Linked DNA regions of Mus musculus: region 1 is linked to region 2. Evidence: chromatin loops called from intact Hi-C (ENCODE). Cell type or tissue: heart. All regions are shown on one strand.

Region 1 (8,000 bases), 260 kb after region 2:
AGATCATCCTAACTAGGTTGGTAGAACAGAGGCTCAGAGTAGAACATGAGATTCTTACCTGAGGATCCAGTTGCTCCCAGCCTCCTGGTCACACTGCGCATGGCCTAGGGCAGGGGATGGAGCATATATAGGTGTGTGTGTGTGTGTGTGTGTGTGTGTGTGTGTATACATGTATGTGTGCATATGTGTTTGCATGTGTTGTGTGTGCTTGTGTGTGTGCATACATGCTGTAAAGAGACACCATGACCAAGGCAAGTCTTATAAAGGACAACATTTAATTGGTTTTGGCTTACAGGTTCAGAGGTTCAGTCCAGCATCAGGAGATAATAGAAAGGTGGGAGCAGGGGACTTTTGGTATAGCATTGGAAATGTAAATGAGCTAAATACCTAATAAAAAATGGAAAAAAAAAAGAAAAAGAAAAGAAAGGTGTGAGCAGGGCAGCATCCAGGCAGGTGTGGTGCAGGAGGAGCTGAGAGTTCTACCTCTTCATATGAAGGCTGCTAGGAGTTGTTTGCCTTGACTGAAGGTGTCCCCCCACCACCACCTTGCAGGGTGGAAGTGGTTCATTTCCTACGCTTGTGGGGGACACATAGGTCTCATTGTTAAATCTTTATAAGCTGGGGTATCTTTTGAATGGTACAGAATAGACTTCATTTTTAAACTCCATTTTTTTATTGGTTATTTTATTTATTTACATTTCTTATGTTGTCCCCCTTCCCGGTCTTCCCTCCACAAATTCCTTACCCCCATCCCCTATGCCTCTATGAGGGTGCTCCTCCACCCACCCACTTCCACATCACCACTTTAGCATCCCCCTACACTGGAGTATCAACTCTCCACAGGACCAAGGGCCTCCCCTCCCACTGAAGCCAAACAAGGTCATCCTCTGCTAGTATGTAGCTAGAGCAAGGGATCCCTCCATGTATGCTCTGGTTGGTGGTGCAGGCCCTGGGAGCTCGGAGGAGTTGGGTTAGCTGATATTGTTGTTCCTCCTATGGGGCTGCTCCCTTCAGCTCCTTCAGTCCTTCCCCTAGCTCTTCCAATGGAGTCCTCAGTCTCAGTCGATGGTTGGCTGTGAGTATCTGCATCTGTATTAGTCAGGTGCTGGCATTTTCAACTGGAGTGTGAGAGTTTTTCTCTACTGCTTGTGTGAGTTTAAGAAAGGGTTCAGGCACCTCACCTCCAAGAAGTCACCTTTGTCCATCTTTGCACTGCCTGCAAACTGCCCAGCTTGCTCCTAAGTGCAGGGCCCCGGAACTCCTGTGTGTTAGATCTCAGTACAGATGCTGCCCGAGTGGTCCCCAGCAGCAGCTGTCTCCCCACCCTTATCATAGCCGACTTCCTAATTCTCTTTGACACAGGGAAATGGCTGACACCCCACTGAGAGCCTGTGTCTGGGCATCCATTATCCTTTCTTTCCTTAAAAGAGTCTAACAGGCGTCCTAGGTACTCAGACTCTGAGGTACAGGCACCCTCATATGACTCTGTGATCCTTATTTTTCCCTTGTGGAAGTTTACCATGCTCCCCTAAGCACCTGGACCCCAAGCAATCAGAGGGTCCAGGTGGCAGGCACATACATATGATGGGTACATACTGAATAAAGGGCCACATCTTTCCCCTGCAGACTGAGAATCAGAGACAAGCACACACGCGGACGATGTTAAGATAAATGCTAAAATAAATGCGGGTGAGGTATCTTTGGCGGGCCCGTGCCAAGGTATGAAATTACACCGCTGCCCAGTTCCCTGCAAACCAAAGGAGGGGAAAGAAGAGGCCACTGGGTCCCTGTTTTCTCCAGTCTCGGGGTGGTGGAGAGAAACAACATCCTGACTGCGGCCCCTGCCTGTTTTCTGCCAGGCCTAGGACTATGTGCTGCTGCACCTGAGTCTGAGACCCCAACTGGCTCTCACTCTTACTAAGAAGTTACGCTGCCAAGCTAGCTATGTAGATCTAGGGTAAGGCTTTTTGGGGGGAGGGGAGGGTGAAAGGCTATCGGCAGACAGACAGGGAGACGAAGGAAATGGAAAGAGAGAGACAGAGATGGAGAGAGAGCGCTGGAAGGAGAGACAGAGACAGAGGCGAGGGAGAGATTGGGGGGGGGGGGCTTTTACGCTCTGCAGCTGTTGGCCCTGGGTGATGATTTAAAGCTGCCTCTAGGTGCCTGATGGCCAACAGGTGGCATGGACCGCCTCTGAAATCCTTAAGGGACCTGTTGTGTGGGCCCTAGTACTTCCCAGTACTTCCACTGTTTGGGGCCCATTTAGCTTCATAGACCCTCCATCTTGTACTAGGCTGAATTCTAAGAAACAGCTAGCTTCCCAGAAACAGTTTCTGGACAGGACACTGATGCCAAGTGACAAAGGGACCTCCAAGCGGCTTCGGAAGAAAGGAAAGAGAAAGCCTGCTTTGTTGCCTCAGGAATCCCAGCAGCAGAAAAGGCGAGCTTGTAGAAGAAGAAGATCGAAGTTTTCACTGGAAGATGCTATTCCCCGAAGTGCTGGCACCTCAGCCTGGAGCACAACCCGCCAACTGGCCAGTATATTCGGCTTCACACCGGATGAAATTCAGAGTAGCTCGGGCCAGACCTTCTCAGATGTGGATTCCTCGGACGCTGCCAGCACCTCCCGCTCTGCCTCCACCAGCCTTTCCTACAGATGGACGGTAGGCAGGAGAAAGCTGGCAGCCAAAGCGCCCAGGACCCTGCGGGCAAAGCTTTGGGCGGCCGAGCTGGATAAGCACTTCGCCTCAGACAATGCAGAAGGAGCTGCGGGCCCTGAGCAACAGGATGAAGGCATCGACAGCCACACACCTAAAAGCACGAGTGGAGAGGAATCCTCCCAGTCCTACCTCAAGGCGTGTATCACCAACTACTTTTGTGCAGCCGGGCGCTTGGCCTGCGGGGAAGAGTGTCAGGTGTTGGCGCGGAGGGTCACCCCAGAAGGCAAGGTTCAGTACCTATTGGAATGGGAGGGGACCACCCCTTGATGATTAGCCCTCAGAGGCTGCCCAGTTCCCTGAAAACCAAAGGAGGGGCAGAAGAGGCGTCTGGGTCTCTGTTTTCTCCAGTCTCGGGGTGGTGGAGAGAACCAACATCCTGGCTGCGGTCCCTGCCTGTTTCCTGCCAGGGCTAGGCCTGTATGCTGCTGTACCTGGGTCTCTAAGACCCCAACTGGCTCTCTACCATTGTCTAGAGTACACTCCATACCCCTCAAACATTTTATTGGTTCCTCTGACAGTACCCTAGCTGTGTCCCCTGATCTGAGGCCTGAATCTGTTTTTCATTGTCCCCAATTCTCCATCTTTTGCACTCTGCCCTCTCACCCCTTCCAGGTGTTTTGTGTGGTCACACATCTCCCGTGCATGCGCATACGCTCATCTGTTCCCTCACTGGGCATGCTTCACTGGGTCCTCACTGGGACTACAGGGAGGGAAGGGAACCCTGGGGGTCTTCTACTTTCTCACTAGTACCCCTCACCCCAGGAGGGTAGGGATGCCTGAGAAAGTTTACGATGCCTGGGACCCAGAGGCTGGGGAGTGATGAGCTGGGTCTCTGCTGAAGGAACTGGAATCAGGGTCCTTTATTGAGGCTGGGAGGGGAGACTAAGGGAGTCAGGGCCAAGGCTCCCAGAAGTTTGCCTATTCCCAGCAACAACCCTTCACTGTTGTCAGGGACTGGGGCCTGACCTTGCTGCGTAGACATGTTCTTAAACACATAGATGGGGAGGAAGACCAGGCCAGATTAAATCCCATCCCACACACTGTGCATACAAACACCACCACATATTCCCAAAAGGGCCTCCTGGCCCCCATCCTTGGCCTCTTCCAGGGATATATGCTTCAGTTAAATGTGAAAACCAAACTCCTGCCTCCTCTGGCCTGTGGACCAGCCTTGGCCCCACAGAGAAGCACAAAAGACCCCCCCCCCCATCACCACCACCCCTTCTCCTGCATGGCTCCTGCCTCGTCCTGGAGCTGACAATCACTTTTGGGACAGGCTGGGGGTTTCCAAGGGCCCAAATCATTGGTTCCCTTCAGAAAGGAAGTCTTTGTCATCGATGGTACAAATTGAATTCTTAGAATGGACAAACTCGGCCGTGTCTGGAGGGATACCAAAACTAGGAGGTGGGCAGGGAGCCCTTATTTTGCCTGCAAAAACAGAAACTGACTTGCTCAGCTCAGAAAATGGAAAGAAGCACCTTTGGGGTGGGAGGCAGAGGCATCGGACCTTTGGGGTGGGAGGCAGAGGCATCGGACTGGGAGCGGCCTCCCTGCCTGCTGCTGTGGCTTCCGCTGGGAGTGGGAAGATGGACTGCGTGATGGCGGCAGACTATATCAGAGGCGCCGCTTTTTCCTATGACTGGGTCCGACTCCTCCTCACCTGCCCATGAACATTAAGGGGGATCCCTGAGGTAGGTTAGATGGCCCCTGCCTTAAACCCGAGCCACCATAGTGCCTTGCAAAGGAAGCTTTCCTCTCACTAGACACAGTACCCACTTCCCTCTGCTTCCCCGTCTGGGCTCAGGCAGGGATACAAAGATGGACACCAGGCCCAGTGGTCAGACCCACAGCTGCCGCCACTGAGGTCCCCAAGTGGGGCCTGGCAGAGGGAGAGTTGTAAAGTCAACTCCCAGGCCCTATTGGCTTCAGTGAGCACGGCAACCTCCAACACATGTGTTTTCCAGGCCACTGGGGAAGCCAGAGTTAGGATGGCTATTTATACATCTGCCCCTCCCCTGCTGTGCCCCAGAAGCTCTGGGCCTGAGGAGCAGGAAGGCAGGTGGGGTGTTCATCCCATTGGGGATGCTAGCATAAGGTCTGACCAGGTCCCCGGACTCCCCACGGCAGCATTTCACCCCTACAAGATAATAGCTGCATTACTGCCAACTGACGGTATAACCCTGTGCACCTTTGAAAAAGATTTTGGTTTTAAATTGCTGCTTTTAATAATAGTTGTTATATTAAAGTTATAATTGAAGTGTCTGGTTTACAAACAACAAAACAAAACAAAAATCCCTGAACCCCTCATCCTAACATGGGTTCCCCTTTTACCTTTATAAACCGCCATTTTCCTATGGGCCACACCTGTCTTCTCTTTAGGCAGAGTTAGCCCTTGTGTCTCTTCCCCACCCCCAGGATAAATAGGTCTCCCCCCTCTCCCATGTTCCTTTCTCCTGTCTCCCTAGTCCTCGATCTCCTGTCTTTGTCTCTTATTCCCTGCTCTCTGTCCCTCTGGAGCAAATAAATTGCCTTTGTCTTGGGGGGTCCTGAGCCAGTACCAGTCCCTTCAGGAACGGCTGCCCTTCTCTGTGCTCTCCTCCCGAATGACTTTCCTCTGCGCTTATCATTACATATGAAGACAAAGTAGGAGAATGTCTTCCATGGCCTGTACCCCTCTTATGGCAAAATCGACCTAGAACTCATTTGCTGTGTTGCTAGCTGCAGCATAGCAGCTGGACCAAGCAAGGCTGTAATGTGAACTTTTCCCGTGAAGGAGACACACCCCCTCGCTGTGGAGGGTGGGGGTGGGGCTCCCTCCTGGAACCCAGATTAGGCAAAAGCCACACCCAAACACCCTGGTTTCAGAGAGAGATACTTTATTAAGGGGAAAGAAAGGTTAAAGCCACTGCTTTCTGACTGGCATAAAAACAGCCAGTGACCTAGCAGGAGTCATTTTATAGAAGAGAAAAGGGGAAGGGCTGTGTTAGACGGGCTAGGGTGTCGAGGCTTGTTTTGATTGAGCATTGTACTGGCTGGTTGTGTGTCAACACAAGCTGGAGTTATCACAGAGAAAGGACCTTCAGGTGAGGAAATGACTCCATGAGATCCAGCTGTAAGGCATTTTCTCAATTAGTGATCAAGGAGGGAGGGCCCCTTGTGGGTGGGACCATCTCTGGGCTGGTAGTCTTGGTTCTATAAGAGAGCAGGCTGAGCAAGCCAGGGGAAGCAAGCCAGTAAAGAACATCCCTCCATGTCCTCTGCATCAGCTCCTGCTTCCTGACCTGCTTGAGTTCCAGTCCTGACTTCCTTTGTTAATGAACAGCAATGTGGAAGTGTAAGCTGAATAAACCCTTTCCTCCCCAACTTGCTTCTTGGTCATGATGTTTTGTCCAGGAATAGAAACCCTAAGACAAGCATGTTAATTGGTTTTGGTTGGACATGTTTGTTAGGTGAACCAAAGGGGATTTTGATTCCTGGACTTCAATACTTGACAGCTGGACCTTGGAAGTCAGCTTAAAGAGGAGGAAGTGGTCAAATAAGGGGATAGACCTTAGTGGCTAGCTTTAGGAATGCCATCTAACAGTTTTCAGCAAGGCAGAGGAAGTAGAGGAGAAGGGCAAGACTGGCCAGAGTCCATTCATTCCCCAGACAGGGCATTACTGATGGGCCAAAATATTTCTCCCACAGTCCACCTTGAGGAGCCAATGAGTTTGCTGGACTTGCTTTATAGGAGCATTCATTGGTGACCCCACAGCAGCTATGCCTCTAGAATGTTTCACCTCAGCATGAATGACAACTTCTAAATTACTCTGTGCTTATCATTAGATTGCATGACTAAAGCTGGCATTAGGGCCTATTCCCTTATTTGTACACTTCCTCCTCCTGAGGCTGACTGCCAAGCTGCATAGACGGAGTCTCAACTTCCACAGTCCATATACTATTAGCACTGCCCATGACCAGGAGGGCAGTTATGGCCGAACACACTGCTCTCTTGGAAGCAAGGAGGCCTGGAAGCAATGAGGGATGGAACCTCAGGTCAAGATCTCACAATTTTCTTCTCTCCTTCTGTGAGAGGTCAGAGGGTCTCTTGAGGGTAGTCACAGCTGCTCCAGGGTGAAGATGGTCATGGTTGGTATGCGCCAAGAGCAGTGTTCCATTACAAAAGCACACATTGTGCACACCAAGTGTTGAAGAAGTAGACCTAAAAGCATTCTTTGAAAGATCAAGCAGATATTCATATCCCCAGCATTGTAGAGTGGATGAGCTTTTCTCCTGGCTAGAGTAAAATGCTGAGCCACATGTTAGAGGACACAAGCTAGGGAGCTCCAGGGGACACCACTGACAAAGATGTATATACATACATATATACATATATAACATTGAAATAAAATGTTTGCATAATATTTTTTTCTCATGAGCGTAGTACCCCAAAGTTAGAAAATCCCTATATCTTAACGAAGAAGACCAACATTCACATTAAAATGGGGCAAAGATTTGATGCTTCTTCGGGTGGTTACAAACACACAAGAAGGCACATAACTGTAAGTGTATCTCAAACCCTCCAGCATCATGAGATAGCCTTCTACCCATTAGGAGAGCAAGGATAAGTATTGGTGAGGATGCGAAGAAGTGAGATCTGTACACCCTACTGGTGAGCACTCACAGCATTGCCAGTGATTTAGAAAATGGTTTAGGTATTCCTGAAAATGCACTGAATTACCATCTGGCCCAGCAATTCCACCCTTCGCTATAAATCCAAAAAAAAAAAAAAAAAAAAGCATACATTCACACAGAAACTGTATGTGTGTGTTCATAGCAGCATGATGTGTAGTAGTCAGAAGTGGAAGCCACTCAAATACCCACCAGCTCTTGAATAGGTGTCGTGTGGTATGTCCATATAATGAAATATTATTCATCTATACAAAGGAATGAAACATTGATAAATGTGACATACATGAATCTTTAAAACATCAAGCTGCCTGGAGGGAAATATTCACAAGAGATCATTTGCTATGAAATTCCATTTATATGAAATATCCACAATAGGCAAATCCGTAGGGACACAAAGTAGTAGTGGTGGCTGCCGAGAGCTGGGGGAAGGGGATGGGGTTCCTTTAGGGTGTGATGAAAAATGTTCTAAAATTAGATGGACCATCACAATAGAAATGGATTTGTGGAGGTGAACATGGTTGCCCAGCTTTGAATATTATACAGTGTGTATACATGTCAACATTGCATGGTACCTCAGAAATACACGCAATGGGATATGCTAATTAAGAA
Region 2 (8,000 bases):
TTGTATACATGCTGAAATTTTCAAAGAGTAAATGTATCATTTATCTCATCCTGGAGATGCCCCCACCTTCTCACCCCCGTCCATTGCAGATTTCCATTCATTCTCATGGCCATCTGGCCGTCTCTCCTGTCCTTCCCCACACCTGACAGTGAATCCCCCATACCCTCTCTTTCCCAGTTCCCTTCCTCCACCTGCCTCTTATGACTATTTTGTTCCCCCTTCTATGTGAGATTCAAGCATCCTTGCTTGGGCCTTCTTCCTTCTTATTTAGCTTCTTTGGGTCTGTGGAGTATTTTATGGCTAATATACACTTATAAGTGAGTACATACCATGCATGTCCTTTTGGGACTGGGTTACCTCACTCAGGATGATATTCTCAAGTTCTATCCATTTGCCTCCAAAATTCATGATGTCTTGGTTTTTAATACCAGGCCTCCCCACTCTTACATAGAAAATGTACAGCTTGACATTCATGTGGATCCCAAACAACTGGAACTGGGGCTATCCCAAAAGCTGTTGCCTGTATGTGGAATATGTTCTTCTTGCTGGGCTGCCTTGTCTGGCCTCAGTGGGAGAGGAAGCGCCTATCCCTGCAGAGGCTTGAAGCGCCAGGGTGGGGAAAACCAGAGGAGCCCCACCCATCTCAGAGGAGAAGAGGAAAGAGAGGGGGGAAATTGTGGGAGGAGTGACTGGGATGGGAGCAGTGAGTAGAATGTAAAGTGAATAAATAAGAAAATTATTTATATGTATATGATGATTTGTATATGCTCAGCTCAGGGAGTGGTACTATTAAAAGGTGTGGCCTTGTTGGAGTAGGTGTGTCACTGTGTGTGTGGGCTTTGTCCTAGCTTCCTGGAAGACAGTATTCTGCTATCAGCCTTCAGATGAAGATGTAGATTCTCAGCTCCTCCTGCACTATGCCTGCCTGGATGCTCCCATGCTTCCTGTCTTGATGATAATGGACTGAACCTCTTACCCTTAAGCCAGCCCCAATTAAATGTTGTCCTTATAAGAGTTGCCTTGGTCATGGTGTCTGTTGACAGCAGTAAAACCCCAACTAAGACAAGATAGATAGATAGATAGATAGATAGATAGATAGATAGATAGATAGATAGATAGAATTGATAACCTGACAGACATTAAACTCACCTAACAAAAGATCTTCTAGGAATGTCTGTGGAGAGTTTATTGTTATTTCATTCATTAATGTGGGAAGACTTGCCCACTGTGGATGTCACCATTCCCAGGCTGAGAGCCTGGACCATGTAAATGTAAGAGGAAGTGAGCAGCAGCATGCATTCATCTTTCTGTTTCCTGACTGGAGCTGTGAAGCGATCAGCAACTTCGGGCACCCACCTTGACTGCCCTGTCATGACTGACTGTACTCTTGCACTGTGAACCGAACTAAACCCTGGAGAAAAGGATTTTATCACACAACCAAAAAGTAAGACAAATGCCATTTTATCAGAAGATATTTACTGTGGGGCCTGCTGCATGCTAAGCAAGCACTTTGCTACAAAGCTGTTGCTCTCTAGCCCCTGTGAATCATTTTATTTCAGAAGTCTGACTGCCAGAAATTTCCAAGTTCAGCAGTCAGTAATTGCAGAAAGTCTATCAGTGGGAAAGTTGATTATATCAGGTGACACAAAGCACATCCTAGAACCACAGTGCTCCTAGGAGCCTTACCTTCTGAGAGGCTGAGGTCGGACAGACCCTCCCCTAGAGGCCTGATCCTGTTACTGAGACTTGACTAAGTGTGAGAAGACACCTCATAGACCTTAAAAAATAGCATGCGTCAATGATCCATAATAATACAGTGTGTCTGGTTTTTTTTTCCATTTCATAGAATAAGGCTGGACCATCACTGGAACATTACCTTTGACATATATTGGATGTATCTTCAGATCATATCATGAGAAGCAATACAGAACAATATACTACAGTGTAATAAGTGGAACAGGGCTGGGGGCATAGTTTAGCCAATGAAATGCTCACCTTGCTTGTATCCTCGGGACTGGTGGATCCCTGGAGCTCATCAGCCAGTCAGATGTCAAACAGGTGAGCTCCAGGCTAATGAGTCTCTCTCTGTCTCTGTCTCTGTCTCTGTCTCTGTCTCACTCTCTCTCATGTACACACACATACATGCATGAATGAGGTGGATAGCATCTGTTGGACTATCCACATATTCATGCAGGCACACATGCATGCATAACACCCCCAACATACATTGTGATGGTTTGTATATGCTTGGCATGTGGGTGGGGAGACACTATTAAGAGGTGTGGCCTTGTTGGAATAGGTGTGTCACTGTGGGCGTCGGGTTTAAGACCTCTTTCCTAGTTGCCTAGAAGTGAGTCTTTCACTAGCAGCCTGCAGATGAAGACGTAGAACTCTCAGTTCTGCCTGCACCATGCCTGCCTGGATGCTGCCATGCTCCCACCTTGATGATAACGGACTGAACCTCTGAACCTGTAAGCCAGGCCCAATTAAATGTTGTCTTTATAAGAGTTGCCTTGGTCATGGTGTCTGTTCACAGCAGTAAAACCCTAACTAAGATACACACACACACCTGCATACATATGAGCCTCTCTCTGTGTCTCTGTCTCTGCCCCCTCCTCTCACAGACACACACACACACAAACACACACACACACATATACACACAGATACACACAAAGAGACACATGCTACAAATGGAGTGGATAGCATCTGAAGGACTAACCCCACATTCATGCAGTCACATGTGCATTGGGCACCCACACACACACACGCATACACACACCTGCATACACATGAACCTCTCTCTGTGTATCTCTGTGTCTTTCTGTCTCTCTCTGTCTCTCTGTCTCTCTGTCCCTGTCTCTGTCTCTCTCTCTCTCTCTCTCTCTCTTCTACACACACACACACACAGGACAGTGCAACACAATATCATATTAGACACATGTTGCCTGTCTTAGTTCCTTTTCTTGTTGCTGTGATAAAAATACTAGCAAAACCACCAATCTCTCCAATGATTCTATATTCTATTAAGTTGACAACACCATCATAGTGATTCGATGCACAATATTTTCATTTTATGATAGTGTAAATGTGATATACATAACCACAAGACTCCAATTTTTGAATTCTCAACTCTCTAGGGGATTGTGACATGTGGTCACAAGACTTGGTGAGCCACTGGGTGGCAGCAATGAGCCATAGTTCCCAACCAGCCCAGTTGTCACCAAAGGAAAACAATCTACACATGACTGTGTGCTGTGAAGCTGAGCTGGGGTGCCTACGAGGTTGGTGACTTAGATGAATTTCCAATTCTCGTGGATTCGCCAATGGGGACAATACAGTAGACTAAGTAGAGTGAAGTACTTTCCTTGCAAGCAAGAGATTTTTAGTTCAATCACAAAAATCACATTTAATAGCCAGGCAGGGGTTGAAGAGATGGCTCAATGGTTAAGAGCACTCACTGCTCTGCCAGAGGACCTGAGTTCAGTTCCCAGTGCCCATGTTGAATGTCTCACAACTGCCTATAACTATAGCTCCAGGAAATCCAATGCCTCTGGTTTCTACAGGCACCTACACTCATATGTGCTGGCCATATGCACACACACACATGCATGCACTCCCACATACACATGCACACATATACATACACCTAAAAGAAAACCACAATATAATGTAGGACCATACAAAGCAATATGGAACAGCAAAGCACTGTGTGATGTAGTCTACGAGGACGTGAAATTCAGTTCCTCACCATGCTATAGGGCATAACACCACCCATCACTACACGGCTCAGCACAGCATGATACATACTTGCCAGTATTTGGGTGGACAGGATATGAATTCAAATTCTGTCCTTGAGGAAGCCTTCTTAGTATCTTCGGTCTTCGGTTTATTCACGTAGAAAACGGGAACAGCAGGAGGAATCACTTCCACAGTTTATGGCCAACATTGTGCAGAAGCAGGCATGCAAAGCTCCAGCCCCACCTTGTGTCAGCACAGTGCAGCATAGCTCTGTACTTCTGGGCCTGATGCCTGGGTGTGCCCAGGGTGACACCGGCTCTGTACCTGAACTTCCAGATGCCTCTCACACTAGGTCACCAGGCCAGTGCTCACTCTCTTCCTATCCCTGCTTCCCCTCTGTGCTGATGTGTCTTGGAGGTGCCTAGCCATTAGCATGTAGCCTGGACTTTTTCCTGCTGTGTTAGCCAAGTTGTTCTAAAGAAGCCGAACCGACAAAAGACATATACAGTATAAAGGGGACTCGTTGGATTGACTTACACAATGGGTCCTGGGTAGTCCAGCAATGGCCAACTGCATGCTGCAGAGGATGAGAACTCCGTGGTTGCCCAGTCCATGAGGCTAGGGCATGGTCTCAACTTAGTGCTGAAGACGGGGAGGATTTCTAGAGAGCTGCTGGTCTCCAAGATGACATCAGAAAGCCAAGTAGACTGAGTTCTAGTGTCAGTGAGCACAAGCAGCAGCTGCTTGACGGCAGCAATGTAGATGCATTCACCCGCAAGGCAGGTCACCAGCAAGGCAGGCAAACGAATGCTGCTTTCCCTCAGCAGCATTCTGCAGAGGGAAGGTACTGCCTACAGGCATGCCCATTCCATCTAGCCTTTGAAACACAGGCTGAGTCTCCTCCTTCTGCCCCTCCTGCAGATTTTCAACCGTCCACACCCCCTGCCCCAAATGAGCTCAGGTCAAAAATGGGTTGCAGCCTTTGATGGGGTCCCCTGTGTCCCTCTATCCCTAGCCACCTTCTCTCCCTGATCCCTGGATTCCTTTTTTCAAGGGGAGACTTAAAAGAAAGCCTATATAAACAGGTAAGAGAGCTTATATAAACAACGAGGGGACCCCCGGTGCTCAGTAAAGGATACCCTCTTCCCATTTATGTGCCCATGATGCTGTTAACAACTAGCTGCAGAGCTGGAGTGTGCTATCTAGGACACCATGCATCTCACAGAGAGAGTCTTCCCCATCCCCTTCTTTAATCCTGCCCCCAAATGGCCTCACAGACTCACCCGCAGCAATGTCTCTTAGTTGGTTCTGGATCCAATCATGATGACAACCAGTATTAGCCATCACGCCTGTCACACCAAGAGCTGTGCAGCCTGAGCCTCTTCTACACCTGCCCCAGAAGCCTCCCTGTCCTACGGCTGTGGCGAGCTTGCTCCTCAAACTCAGCACCGAGCCTCCCCAGCCTGCACTAAGTTCCGTTTCTCACCCTGTAGTGTTAGGCTGGTACCGTCTGCCACAGCTAGAAGGACTTTTCAGAGGGAGGCCTCCATCCTTCAACAGTATTTATGAGGTTGTCACCAAGTAATGCACAAATATTCACAAGATAAAGGGCCTCACAGTGAGCCATGGAGATGACAGCTTGAGCTACGCAGAGAAATCCTTCCGACACAGTGATCAAACCAAAACAACTTTTCCACATTTATGCACGGTGGCATCTCAAAAGTCATCCATTAGAAGAATCTTTATGCCACTGCCAGCTCCAGGAGAGACACCCACCATCAGGCTTTGGGCAATGCACTCCAGGCTCTTATCCTAGGGCAGGGATGGCTAAGTGAAGCACCTGGCTCACAGGGCACAGTGTTGCATGGCCAGGACCACTAACTGGGGCTGTGGCCACACCCGGAATGGCAGGTTCCTGGAGCACCTGGGACTTCACAGATGTTTCTGCCACCCCTGGCCTTTGAACCAAGAGGCTGAGTCTCTGCCCTCTGATTCCATAGCTAGATCATCAGCTCTTTCCTCCCCCTTCCCCAAATGAGCTCAGGTCAAAAACTGAGTTACAGCCTTTGGTGGCACCTACATTGTCCCTTTATCCCTAAACAGTGCCCCCTCCCAGTGCATTCATTTCTCAAAGGAAATCTTAAAAGAAAATATATATAAACAAGTAAAGGGAACTACTATAAGCAGCCCTGCATGGGGATCCCTGGCACTCTGCAGAGGACACCCTCTTCTCACGTATGTTCACGTGCTGCTGTTAACAGATAGCTACAGAGCTAGAGTGTGCTATCTAAGACACCTTGCATATCACAACATGATAAGACCCATCCCAGAACATAAGAAAGTCCCTTATGGGATGCGCTTGTGGAGTCGCCTCATGTGAACCACAAAATAAACAGCTCCCATTCATTCCTCAAACTCTGGATGACGTCCAGACTGCCCTTCCACAGATCTACATCTGTGGGCAGAGCCCCGGCCTGGCCCCAACCTCTGCCAAAGAGAGAGATGTTGGCCCGGTTCACAAGTTCACCAAGCCAGATGGGCTCTTGAGTCTTTCTGGCTCCACTGGACAGACTAGCTCCCCCAACTGGCTCAAAGAGGTATTTTCTTAGCAAAGATTACAAGTGCAGAATGCGGCCACCAAGCTCTGCTCAGCATTCTTCTCTCTCTTGCTTATTATGAAAGCCTTGCTTACCTATGACCAGCAAGGACAGGCAGCCAAAAGAACATGGAGACAGTGCAATCACAGAGTGGAGATTTCTAAGCCCTGGGGGTTACTGGTACCCAGGCACCTCCCACAACCAACAGGTTCTTCACTCAACTCATTAGCTTGCCCTGCTCCCCATGTCTGGCTTGGTCTGAGCTAGGGCAGAGAAGCAATTACAGAGGGAGATGGGGGAATGAAACAGCAGGGCGGCTCGGTGCTAGATAGCATCATCCAACTTGTCCCTCCAAGAGAAAGAAAGCAGAGAAGGGACCAGCCGAGGAAAGGGGGAAGAGGTAGGTGCTCTAGCACCAAGCCATTCCTCACGCCCCATCTCTCCTCCATCTTTGCAAGTGTTTGTCTGCCACAACTGAGACTAGACCAGTGGGCAGGGGTGGGGAGGGGCATGTGTTGGATGAAGACTCTGGTGGGAAAACCTAGGAGATAAGAAAGAAGGGAGGAAGCAGAGGGAGGAGGAAGGAGAGAAAGTTAGGGGGAGGAGGAATGGGGATGAGATGGAAAGGCAGAAGCAGGAGTCTATAGATACACCAGGTCAGGGGGCAAGGGGCACTGCAGTCCAAATGCTATAAAGACTGTACACAGGCACCCATAGACAGCCTCCTTAGTTCACAGTGGGTCCCACACCCAGCACAGGGATATGGACTGGAGTATTCCTGTTCTTAACCACACACTGTTGCTGAGCAAGCTCCCACCCAGGCCTAGCTTACAGCAGCCGCTTACAAAACATCTGGGGAGGAAATGAGGGTGTCAGCAGATGAGAGGTGAGGTAGATGGGTACATGGGTAGATGGACGGATAAATTGATAAATGAATATCCTAAGACATAAAGTGAAGAAGTCCTTGATTTACTTCTGGTCACAACTTCTATCTAGTTCAGTGCAAAAGACTGGTGTTCAGGTCTTCCATTCACGGCTACAGTAGATCATCGGCCCTTTTATACTCTTTGAGTGCCCTAGGTACCGTGCCTGCAGACCCCATCTGGCCAGCAAGCAGAAAGAAAACTCAAGTCCATGTAGGCAGCCTACATGGATGTGGAAGGGGTGTGCCTGGATGTGGAAGGGGTGTGCCTAGAAAGGTCAGCCTGGTTTCTGCATGGCCACATCTAGCCAGAGCCCTGAGATGCAGCTGTCCAAGCTCCCATAGGAGACCTTCCAGTACAAAGGGCAAAGCCTGCCATGATAGCTGCACATCTCAGGCATCCGCACCGGTGACAAGATTGATAGTTTAGGTAGAAGTGAAAGAATGCTTAGATGCCGGCAGTCAGCAGCAGGCAGCAGGAGATCTAGGGCAGGGAGGATAGATAAGCCCACCAGGGGATTCATACTCTCTAACAGGCACATATTTTGTAGGACATGTACTCTGTGAAGCATGTATTCTCTGCGGACGCAGGTTCACACTGGACTTGTCTTCTCGGCTGTAAACTTCTCTGAGCGGTTGCCTTGGATTAAGCATTACATTAGCCTTCACCTCTCCCTGCTATCCCCCACCCCGCCAGATGCTGTGGTCATGTACTTCATAAAAGGTGCTTCTGGAACTGG

The links. Hi-C counts contacts between places; a loop is a spot of excess contacts. Peaks named below come from ENCODE experiments on the same cell type or tissue, not always from the same donor. Only the 100,000 strongest peaks of a DNase experiment are listed, where the experiment ranks them.
Region 1: it touches region 2 in a loop (2.4-fold over the local background); 9 of 42 quality-filtered maps call a loop at or near these places.

The regions. Positions count from the first base shown.
Region 1 is chr1:34,630,527-34,638,526 of GRCm38, reverse strand. It overlaps the pseudogene AA619741. Among named protein-coding and RNA genes, the nearest start is that of Gm38647, 32 kb to the left of the region's middle. In heart, no CTCF peak of the experiment used is centred here; no DNase peak of the experiment used is centred here; H3K27ac peaks cover 356 bases; H3K27me3 peaks cover 1,353 bases.
Region 2 is chr1:34,892,298-34,900,297 of GRCm38, reverse strand. It overlaps the pseudogene Gm19430. Among named protein-coding and RNA genes, the nearest start is that of Plekhb2, 46 kb to the right of the region's middle. In heart, CTCF peaks have their summits at 3,179 (motif pointing right) and 6,332 (motif pointing left); no DNase peak of the experiment used is centred here; H3K27me3 peaks cover 1,353 bases.